Linked DNA regions of Mus musculus: region 2 is linked to region 1. A link is a loop called in an ENCODE intact Hi-C map of the cell type or tissue named here. Cell type or tissue: left cerebral cortex. All regions are shown on one strand. Links, peaks and the distances in the headings refer to the core of each region. The heading gives the core; the rest is flanking DNA.

The links. A loop is a pair of places that touch in the nucleus more often than their neighbours do. Peaks named below come from ENCODE experiments on the same cell type or tissue, not always from the same donor. Only the 100,000 strongest peaks of a DNase experiment are listed, where the experiment ranks them.
Region 2: it touches region 1 in a loop (5-fold over the local background); 3 of 42 quality-filtered maps call a loop at or near these places.

Annotation. Positions count from the first base shown.
Region 1 is chr14:67,364,758-67,370,139 of GRCm38, forward strand. All of the region lies in intron 6 of Ebf2 (early B cell factor 2), which reads left to right. The region is part of intron 3 of 4930438E09Rik (RIKEN cDNA 4930438E09 gene); the gene reads right to left. Among named protein-coding and RNA genes, the nearest start is that of 4930438E09Rik, 30 kb to the right of the region's middle. In left cerebral cortex, for the core only: a CTCF peak has its summit at 3,279 (motif pointing right); a DNase peak (open chromatin) is centred at 3,307.
Region 2 is chr14:67,943,991-67,949,372 of GRCm38, forward strand. Gm41188 (a long non-coding RNA gene) reads left to right here and starts at 4,170. Exons shown (of 3, transcript XR_874750.3): 1 at 4,170-4,260. In left cerebral cortex, for the core only: a CTCF peak has its summit at 2,637 (motif pointing left); a DNase peak (open chromatin) is centred at 2,632.

The DNA.
Region 1 (5,382 bases), core at 285-5,284:
CTTCACACTTGCTTCCAGAAGAAATTGACATGATGGTCCCCATGGAGACCTATGGGGCGCATGTCCCAAAAGCGAAGAGCTGCTTGGCAATGTGTTAGGAGCTTGAACAAACTCCCCATGGAGTAACAATTTGCTAAGAGTCAGAGAGACTGGAGCTTGGCTCTCTACCCACTCTTCCACAGACGAATGTTTTCACCTTGGATAATTAATCTGGTAAGTTTAGAGAAGTTTTGAGTTTTTCCATAGAACCAGGACATTAAGGTGCCTGTTCCAAGTCACAAGGATGTAATGAAACCACACACGGCAAGTGATGTGACAGGCCATTATTATTACTGTCAGCATAGACTTTGAGTCAAGAGGGCCTAGGGAGATTAACGGTAGTTGGAAGCAAGAAAAATTGTTGCTTAAAAATATTTCTGTTGCCCCAGTGTGAGGGCACACACCTTTAATCAGCACGTCGGAAACTCAGGCAGATGGATCTCTGTGAATTCAAGACCAGCCTGATATACATAATACATTCCAGGCTATCCAGAACTACATAGTGAAACCTTGTCTCAAATTTTAAAAATTTTCAAATCCCAGTTGCCTTTTACTGAAATAATCCAGGTAAATTCGTGTTAGCGATAATATGTTTTCTTCTTTAAGAAAGTCTGAGAATGCCGGGCAGTGGTGGTGCACGCCTTTAATCGCAGTACTTAGGAGGCAGAGTCAGGCAGATTTCTGAGTTCGAGGTCAGCCTGGTCTACAGAGTGAGTTCCAGGACAGCCAGGGCTACACAGAGAAACCTTGTCTCGAAAAACAAACAAACAAACAAACCCCAAAAAAGCAAAAGAACAAAAAACAAAACAAATAAAAGGTCTGAGACGAACAGAGATAGTTCTCTCTGCTCATATATCATGGTTATAGTTTAAATGTCTTTTCTTTTTAAATTAAATGGAGACGATAGAATATCAGCTTACAAAAAAATGTCTGCAACCATCCCTCCTTATCATTGTCCCTAACCATTTCGCCATCCACCGATAAGGAAATTATCAGATGGCCATTCAAGCCAGTCAGTCAGAACTTTCTATCCACCCTGCCCATGAGTCTTGTTGGGCCTTCTTGCTAGCTGCTTCGGCCTTGCTTAGGAAAACCTCAAATACCAACCTCTCCCATGCTATACCCGCAGCTTGTTTCTGGAGGTAACAAGAGACCATTGGGAGCTTGGCTATTCAGTCTCTCTTGCCAGCTGTCAAGAGTTCTCACTGGGTCCTTAAAGCTCCAGGGCCCTGGGTGGACTCCTTAGGGATCAGACTTCTCAAGGTTACTTTCTCTTCAGGCCAAGGCTGGGCCTTATGTGTCTTAAATTTGGAGTCTTTTGGAGGCATTTACTTATTGATTGATTGATTAATTGAATGGTTGATGATTGATTAAAGACATAGCCTTTATTTTTTTAAAAAAATGTATTTATTTCATGTATGTGAGTACATTGTTGCTGTCTTCAGACACACCAGAAGGGGGCATTAGATCCCCATTACAGATGGTTGTGAGCCACCATGTGGTCGCTGGGAATTGAACTCAGGACCTCAGGAAGAGCAGTCAGTGCTCTTAATCGCTGAGCCATCTCTCCAGCCCAAGATATAGCCTTCTTTTAAATGCTGGAAGGCTCAGAAAAGACACTAAAGATCAAGATTAGGGAGAGCACTCTGGTGTTTTTCGCTAGTCACAAGGGTAAGCCAACCCCACGAAGGCTTTCTCAGCACTAACAACGGGGTCCATGTGTCCATCCAGCACAGCTTCTCACCTTGAAACTAGAGACTCGATTGCTAGATCTCCTGAAAGAGGAGACTATATGGAAAAGTTCTCGGAGAAGAGAGGACCCGTCCATCCCTTTTCCTTGGCACTCTGCCATCTGGTGTGGCCATCCATACATTTAGTAGCTGAAATGCATTAAAGGAAAGGGGCTATTGTCTTTCTTGGATCACACATGAACAATGAAAAACAACTGAATTTTAATTTAGTGGACTTTTAAAAGGTTTTGATAGCTAATCCAGATAAAAAAGGTATCTTCCTCACAAATCCATGGGCACATCCCTTTATATATCCACATGATCTATGAGAATACAGTAGCCAGACATTTGGCTCAGCTTAGAGACTCTGCCTGCTTTTGTGGCTATGCAGTAGGTATAGCATCATTGCGCTTGGCCTTTTGAGCACGTGTGGCATTATCTTGTCTATAGCATATGAGACATGGTTATGTCATGACAGAATCTGAGAACATACAAAGTTAGACTTTCCTGTTTGAAGGGAGTCAGGAATGAAGCTTCAAAGGGAGTTATTTTACATGAGGCATAGTTCTGTGTGATGACAGCTGTTACTCATGTGCATCTCCTTGGTGTGCACAGCTGTACATGGTTTTTCCTGAGTCTTCTGTGATGGGTGACTGACAAGGCTTGGTATTAGAAAATTTAAAGAAAGAATTAGATCTTAGATTTTAAAATTGGAGGTACACTGAACAGTCTCTTCCATAAACCCCGAGAGGCAGGACAGTGCCTGGGATCCTCAAATATGAGCTCAGAGTCCTGGAGTCTGAAAAGGATGCCCAATAGTTGTCTTCCCTGTGATTTTGTGGTGCATCTGCCTCAACCATTAGGCATTAGCTTTGACCTCTGTTGTACAATAGTTTGAAATTCAATTTCTATTCAAGATGGGTCAAGGCAAGTTTAAGCCATCTGAGAATGTCATCGTGTTCTTAAACAATGCAGAATATCCCAATATCCCAGAGATTGGGAAGGAGAAGGCATATTTCCTTGAATACCATGTAATAAGCTTTGATCTTATTTGGACTCATGTCTAGATGTTTCTAGAATCATTTGAGACCCTGGAGTAAAAGCACATTCTGAGTAGTTTGGTTGTGTGCTTCACAAGGTCAAGACCTTTGCTGCTGTGTGTGACCTTTGGTGGCATCCAGAACACACTTAATCAACGAGACAAGAAACAGAACCAGCAGAGGTTTTCAAAGTCAAGGGTGTTTTCCTTGGTGACCATCTTTGGCCTAATGTTTTCTTCTTGGGTATAGTGTACCTTCATGGGAGGGTACCAGATTCCTCCTTCCTCATTACCCTGTTCATTTATTTATTCTCCTCCCCCCCTTAAGTAGATGGCCTTCTAGAGAGAGAAAATTTGCTTTATTGAGATGTAATTTACCTATTATGATGCTGACCCTTTGAAATTTTTTTTTTAAAGTATTTGCTGGTGATGATGGAGCCATCACCACTGTGTAAGGAACAGAGAGCACCAGATGGCGCTGGTTGCCAGAGAGAACCAGGTTCCAATTTTATGTCCACACTGATCCCTGATAGTTTCCTCAAATACCTGGGGCCTTCCTTTCTGTGACTCATGAGATGATTCTTCTCGGAGAGAATTGTTTTGAGACTTAAAATGATGCCCTGTATACCAAGTACAATATAGTATCTCTTTCTCTATGGCCTCACTTTTTTTGGGTATCAATTACCCATGATCAGTTGTGGCCCCAAAAATATGAAATGGAAAATTCCAGACACGGACAACTCATGGATTTTAAATTTCTCTACATCACAGTGGACTTTAATGACTGTTTTATTTCTTTTCTTTTGTTATCAGTATTTTCTTACCTCAAAGCGGCTCTTTCTGGAAGGCTCTCACTTCTGCCCTTTATTTAATTTTCCCTATCATAGAACATGGATATTGCAATGAACACCAGATTAATCCAGTTAAACATTTCCTTAAACAGTCAGAGAAACTAAGGCCCAGGAAAGGCGGGAGGGGTCTAGTCACAAGGTCAAGGCTAGCTCAATTCTAGCACGTATTTGTTAGAGTGGAGCAAAGCCTTCTGGGACAGGGCACTGCCCCAGTGATCTAGGAATCCGGCTGGAATGCCAGGCTCTGGAGTCCACTCATTGACCCCACATCTCCTAACCTCTTTCTGCAAAAGCAAGGCTACCCTTGCTGTTGTTTGGGTTCACTAGTTAGGAATGTAGTCAGAAGGCTGGCAAACTGCAGCATGCTAAGTGCTTATAATATTCATGAAGTCACTGTTGTTTAGAAAAAGTGGAAACCACTCCCATTCTGAGGAGAATCAGCACATTTGGTCTGAATCTTGGAATTTGTGGGGGGGGGTTCTGTTTCTGAATAGAGAGGGCTGACATTCTCCAGGCACCTCTGGTTTTGGAGGGATCAAGACTCAGGGGATTCTGAGAGAATCTGTTCCTTGCAAGTTACTCTGTGGCTAATGAATGATATGGATCATGAAGAGTTTTGCACCAAGCGATTGGGAAAAGGGTGTGTGTGTGCATGTGTGTGTATCTGTATGTGTGCACATGTGGTCTATGTGTGTGTGTGTGTGAGAGAGAGAGAGAGAGAGAGAGAGAGTGAGAGAGAGAATGTGGTATGTGTGTGTGTGCATCTCTGTGTGTATACATGTGGTATGTGCGCGCGCACGCATGTGTATGTGTGTTTATGTATGACAGAAGTCATCAGTAAAATATTGAGAGAAGATTTGACCATGTTTGTAAGCCTTAGAATTTCTTTTAATTAATTTTTAAATTCACATATAAAAACATCCACAGCAGCACTTCCAGTGTTATCCATTTAGCAGTTATATATTTAATAATGTAACATTTCCCCATCCCCCCACTCCTCTCTTCCACTGCTTCTTTCTCCCCCTTTGTGAGCCAAATGCTACATCCTTGGTATGCAGGGGTCTGCTATATAGGTTACAAACAGCCCTCAGACAAGCAAGAGAATCAAAATTGGGTGTTTTCCGTCCGAAGAACTGTTTAGGGTTCTAATTTAAAATGAATAAAGCCTTTCACCAGGCAGAGTGTTTCCCTAAATCAACTGGATTTTATGTAAACATTTATCTCTTTCACACTTTTCCACCTACCACACCGTCCCCGTAGTAATGGCTCGGTGAACATTAATGCTTTCACCAGATCTTATTTTGGAACAGGAGTGGGGGAGGAGAGGGAAGTGCGCACGGGGCACGCAGAACACATTTTCTGGAGCCCAGTTGTTGAAAAGGCAAAACTTCAAAAACCAAGGAGCAAATGAGAAGATGCACTCAACCTGGCTTTGACATGGGGAAAAATGTAAATGACCTCTGGCAGGTGTGTGTGTTGGGGAGCAGATATGGTGTGGGGTAGCTGTGGGCGTCTTGTTTGGAAAGAGGCTCCAGCGAGCAAGGCAAGACCATAGTAGATCCTCGGAAGCAGCTCTGAGGGTTTGTGAGTGCTCATGGCTGGTGACTATAAGGGATGCATTTCTCCACCCAGAACAAAAATGCTTGCTTTCAGTCTCGACTTAAACAAAAGCCTGCCTCCCTCCTAAGCCCACCCAAGTGAGCCCAAGCAGACATCCCCTGCA
Region 2 (5,382 bases), core at 58-5,057, 580 kb after region 1:
GTATCTGTCTGTCTCTATTTACTCTCAGCCACGAGTGAGCTTGTTTGTTCTATACCATAATAATCTGCCACCCCACAGGCTAGGAGCAAAGGATCCAGCTGGACGGGGAACTGTGAACTAGAATACATCTTTCCTCCCTTGAAATGATTTCTTTCAGGCACACTGTCATTGTGACCAAAACAAACAAACAAACAAACAAACAAACAACAAAATGGCTATCATGGCCACGTATTAATAATCGATGACAGTACATATCTGTAATTCCAGTAACTGGGATATTGAGGCAGGAGGATCATAAGTTTGAAATCAGCTATGGTTACATTAGAAAAGCATTAAAAGATCCTTAGGTAGAGCCAGGTGAGGGGTGGTACACACTTTTAATATCAGGACTGGGGAGGCAAAGACAGGATACTCTCTGAGTTCAGACCAGCCTGGTCTAAGGTGTGGGTAGCCGGAGCTACCCAGAGAAAACCTATCTTGGACAACTAACGAAAAAAGTTAATTAAATAAATTTTAAAGCTGGGCAGTGGTGGCGCATGCCTTTAATCCTAGCACTTGGTGGGCAGAGGCAGGTGAATTTCTGAGTTCGAGGCCAGCCTTGTCTACAGAGTGAGTTCCATGTCAGCCAGGGCTATACAGGGAAACCCTGTCTCAAAAAACCAAAAAAATTTTTAAAAGATCCTTGGGTATACGGTAAATTTGAGGCCAGGCTATATCTAAGAGACCCTGTCTCAGTCACCTCCCAAATAAAAGCTGAGAGAGAAAGGGATTGGGGTAAGGGGACCCCCTGAAGCTAGAGCAGCTTCCAAGAAGCTATATCTAATGAAAAGGCAGAGACAGGAATTGCATGAATGAGGCTAGCGCAGGTTGCCCTTACTTGCTGATGACAGACGTGACCGAGTCAACATTTTTGAAGGAAGCAAAACCACATGAAAGTCATGGCTTGGCAGTCCCTTCCAAATGCAAGTGAAAATTTAATGGCCATGGTTACAGCATTGAGGTGGTCAGCTCACGGAAGCTCTGCATTTAAGACTGCTTCAATATTATTGGATGTTCAAATATGTTCACTTTCTTGAAATGATAAGAGTTTAACTCTCTTTGGGTCTTTGCTGGATTTCTTCCCTTCGCCTCACGACATGCCATGGCTTTCCTTGCCAGGGACTGACCTTGTACACTTGGACTTCTTGACAGAGCCATGAACAATAAGCTTCTTTTCCTTATAAAATACTAAGTCTGTAGTAATTTGTTCCATGAGCAAAACCAGACAAAAACATTTGAACACACTCCCTCCCATGGGTACCAACAAGCATGCATGCACATACACAGATACACACACAGATACACACACACACACACACAGATACACACACACACACACACACACACACACACACACACACACACACACACACAGAGGTGTGCATGCTCACGCACCAGCCCCTTCATAAAATCTACTACTACGTTGAAATGCATGATCTTTCAATTTCTGCAAATTCGGTTCCTCTTCCCCCAAAATGTTCACAAACAAGTGCTGAGAGAATCTGACGGCCAAAGGCTATTACTCGATTTGTTCCAGAAGAGTCTAAACAGACGGAGCCAGAGGGCTGTCTTTTGCTTGTCAATGGGGACTTCCCTGAGAGGAAGGAGCCTTGCAGTAATGTGAGGTGACATTTTGAACTCTTCCAGTAAAGTGGATGCCATGACTGCCATCTAAAGCATTTACAGGGCCTCAGCCTTCAGCCTTCACCTCCCCACGCAGAGTGAGCTGACAGCCCTGCCCCCCCCCCCCCCCCCCCGCAGAGGTGCTATTGTGATCTCTGTCGGCATTGTCTTTTTGGTACAAACCACAGAAGTCTCTTCACAAGTGAGGCCATAGTAGTTGCACAATAAATTTTGCAGAGTTTTCCTAGCATTGACTCTCAGTGAGCATCTGATGAGTGGGTGCTCAGCCCCAGAGTAAGAGGGACCTTCATTGTCAGAGGTCACCTGTAGCTTCCACGGCAGGGTGGAGAAGGGGCCGTCGCTAGTTGCAGAGGCAAGAGCATAGGAAATGAAACACAGGACGATACTTGTGAAAGCATGAAAAAAAATCTAACTTGAAAATATATACCATCATTGCTAAATGACCCAGGAACCTGTCCATCAAGCAACAGGAGGGTGATCTCACTCAGCATTATGAGCTTTCTACTAAACATATGTCCTGTAGTATCCAAGAAGGACATGGCATGACCTATCTAAGGGTTACAGAAGACCACAGATGTGGAATATGCTTGTCTCCCTGGCACAGAGTAGAAAAAGACCATCAAATTTAAGGATCATGTTACAGGAAGAGGGCCAAGCTTCAAAACAGATCTGTAAATTTCAGGAAATCAGTCCATAGCAATTTGTGCCCGTGGTTTTTGAATACCAATAATTCACTATATATTACTGAAAATAGCTTGTGGAATTATGAAGGATTAGTGTACTGTGTTATGGAGGAATGGCAAAAATGAGCAGATCAAGGAGGCAATGTTGCTATTCTTGGAAAAGAAATGTTATTTGGAGGAGTCATTATTTAAAAAAAAAGGGGGGGGGGCAAGCGCAATGTAGACTAGATAGATATGGTGCTAGTGCCACCTGCTGTTGGAATTATGAATCGCAGTTATCCAACAGCGGATCTAATCTGTTGCAGTGAATGTAGAAGGGTTGTTGGGAAGGGAGTGGGTAAATGGACTCAGATAGGGAGGCTGTGTGGATCAGATCTTCCCTGTCATCCTCTTTATGACCAGGGAGAACAAGAAGGGCTTATTGGACCTGCCTTCGTGTACAGGGTTTTCTATCAAACTTGTGTTAGTGACAGAACGCAGATGCCAACAGCTCCTAGTACTATGTTCTAAGGCAACAGTTCTCAACACTCCGAATGCAACTCTTTAATACAGTTGTCATATTGTGGCGACCCACAACCATAAGATTATTTTCATTGCTACTTCATAACTGTAACTTTGCTACTGCTATAAATCATCATATAAATATTTTTGGAGCTGGGCAGTGGTGGCACATGCCTTTAATCCCAGCACTTGGGAGGCAGAGGCAGGCAGATTTCTGAGTTTGAGCCAGCCTAGTCTACAGAGTGAGCGCCAGGACAGCCAGAGCTATACAGAGAAACCCTGTCTCGAAAAGTCAAAATAAATAAGTAAATAAATAAAAAATATTAAATAAATAAAAATAAAAAATAAAGAAAGCAAAAAAAATTTTTTTTTATTTTGGAGTTAGAGGTTTGCTAAGGGGTCACCAACCACAGGTTGAGAACCACTGCTCTGAGGAAACCCAAGGTGTATTGCTAAATATAATGCTATTTCCTGTCAAGCTTTGAAAAACAAAACAAAACCGAGGGCATGAAGCAGCTGAGAAATTAAAGAAATGGTGGGAATGACAGAGAGAACAAACTGGAAAGATCATCAGGGCAGCAGATCCGAACAGCCAGGGGCAGTAAGGTCTGGGAAGTGCAGCCAGAAGCCAGTTACTGCAGCCTCGGGATATCTGCTGAGCCGTCCAGGCAGCTGGTCACCTGGAGGAGTCCAGGCAATTAGAGGCAAGGGGTCAGGGCTCCAGGACAGTATGTGCTGGTCTCAGAAAAATCTCTGAGAGCAAACAAGTCAAAACCAGAAATGACTCCGATCTACCCTGTATTTTTGGTACAAAAAGATGCTGCCTGTGGCAGGCCATTCTGGGCAATCTTCAGTCCCTCTGTCCCTCTTCCTCTCACTCCATGTGACCTTGGAAGCAAGGTGATTTAACCCTTTTGTGAACAGTTGACACACTTAGCTGCTGAGTTCCATTTTTTTTTTTTTTTTTTTTTTTTTTTTTTTTTTTTTGAGACAGGGTTTCTCTGTGTAGCCCTGGCTGTCCTGGAACTTACTCTGTAGACCAGGCTGGCCTCAAACTCAGAAATCCTCCTGTCTCTGCCTCCCAAGTGCTGGGATTAAAGGCGTGTGCCATCACTGACTGGCTGGAGTTCCATTTTTTGTAAGCAAGTTGAAATGAGACAGAAGGCCCACCTACCCGGGGACAGGAAGCTCTCAGTGGCACCAGAACCATGCACGTGGCTTAACAAAACGTTCTTGAGACCCATCAATGTTTTACCATGAGATGATATGTTTTTTCCTTATTACATTTGCAGAATATGCCCCTGGACAGGAAGACCATATTCTGTGTGTCTACTCATCTGTTGACGGACATTTGAGTTGCTCCCTCTCCTCTGCTGCGGTGAATAATACAGAGGTTAGCACTAGTGTGTAGTTTTTTCCTTAATTGATTAAAAAAGAAACACACACACACACACACACACCGCTTTATTACGTGACTTGCTTGGTGGGGGCGGGGGCATGCATACCCCTGTGCCAGCACGGGAGGTCAGAGACAGCTTGCTGGAGTCTGTTCTCTCCTCCACACTGGCTCTGAGGATGGAACTCAGGCTTTGGTAACAAGCACGTTTACCTACTGAGCCATCTCAGCCACTCTGATTACTGCCTTTTTTTTCCCCAAAATGTCCACACCCCTTTAAATCCTTACCTTTTATTAGTTCTTTTAGAACGTCTCGTAATGTGTTTATATTCACACACACACACACACACACACACCATCTACCATCTTTTATTTTGTGTCCTCTTTTTTTTTCCCCCTTCCCCACCCATCAATCCGGTTTGCCCTGCACATATATTCCTGGATGTGTGCCTTCCATTAGAGTTTGATCAACCCAATTAGGGTATATGCTTCAAGAAAACTGACTCTCCATTTCCGGCAGCTACTGACTGCCAGCGTCTTCTCTTCTAGGGGTTGTGCATACCTCACTTCTCCATGATGGGATTTAGTCTGCTTGAGCTTGCATGAAGTTTGTGTATACTGTCCAGGTCATGTGTTCAGAGGTGCAGCTCCCCTGCCAGGTTTATTCCAGTTCTGCCTAAAAACCAAAACTGGGGCTGGGAAGATGGCTCAGTGGTTAAAGTGAGACGACCCAAGTTCAGGTCTCTAGAAGGCACCTGAAAGCTGACCACGGTAGCATGCACCTGTAACTCCAGCGCCAGGACAGTTGGTGAGCCCCCAATTCCCACACTTATAACCCTAGCGCCCCTGACAGTTGCCATGTCTGTCTGTGCTCTCTACACTTTTCCTCTGTGGAAGCATTTCTGTGTACCTAGTTTTTGGTCAGAGGTATTGTTAACTTGATATTGTTAAGAACCAATTTTCTGTAACTACCACAAAACTGTGTGCGCGTTGTCTACAGCAACAGTTCTCAACCTTCCTAACTCTGAGACACTTCCTTCATCCGTGGTGACCCCTTTCCTAGTTAGGAGTTTATTTCTGTGAAGAGATACCATGACCATGGCAACTCTTACAAAGGGA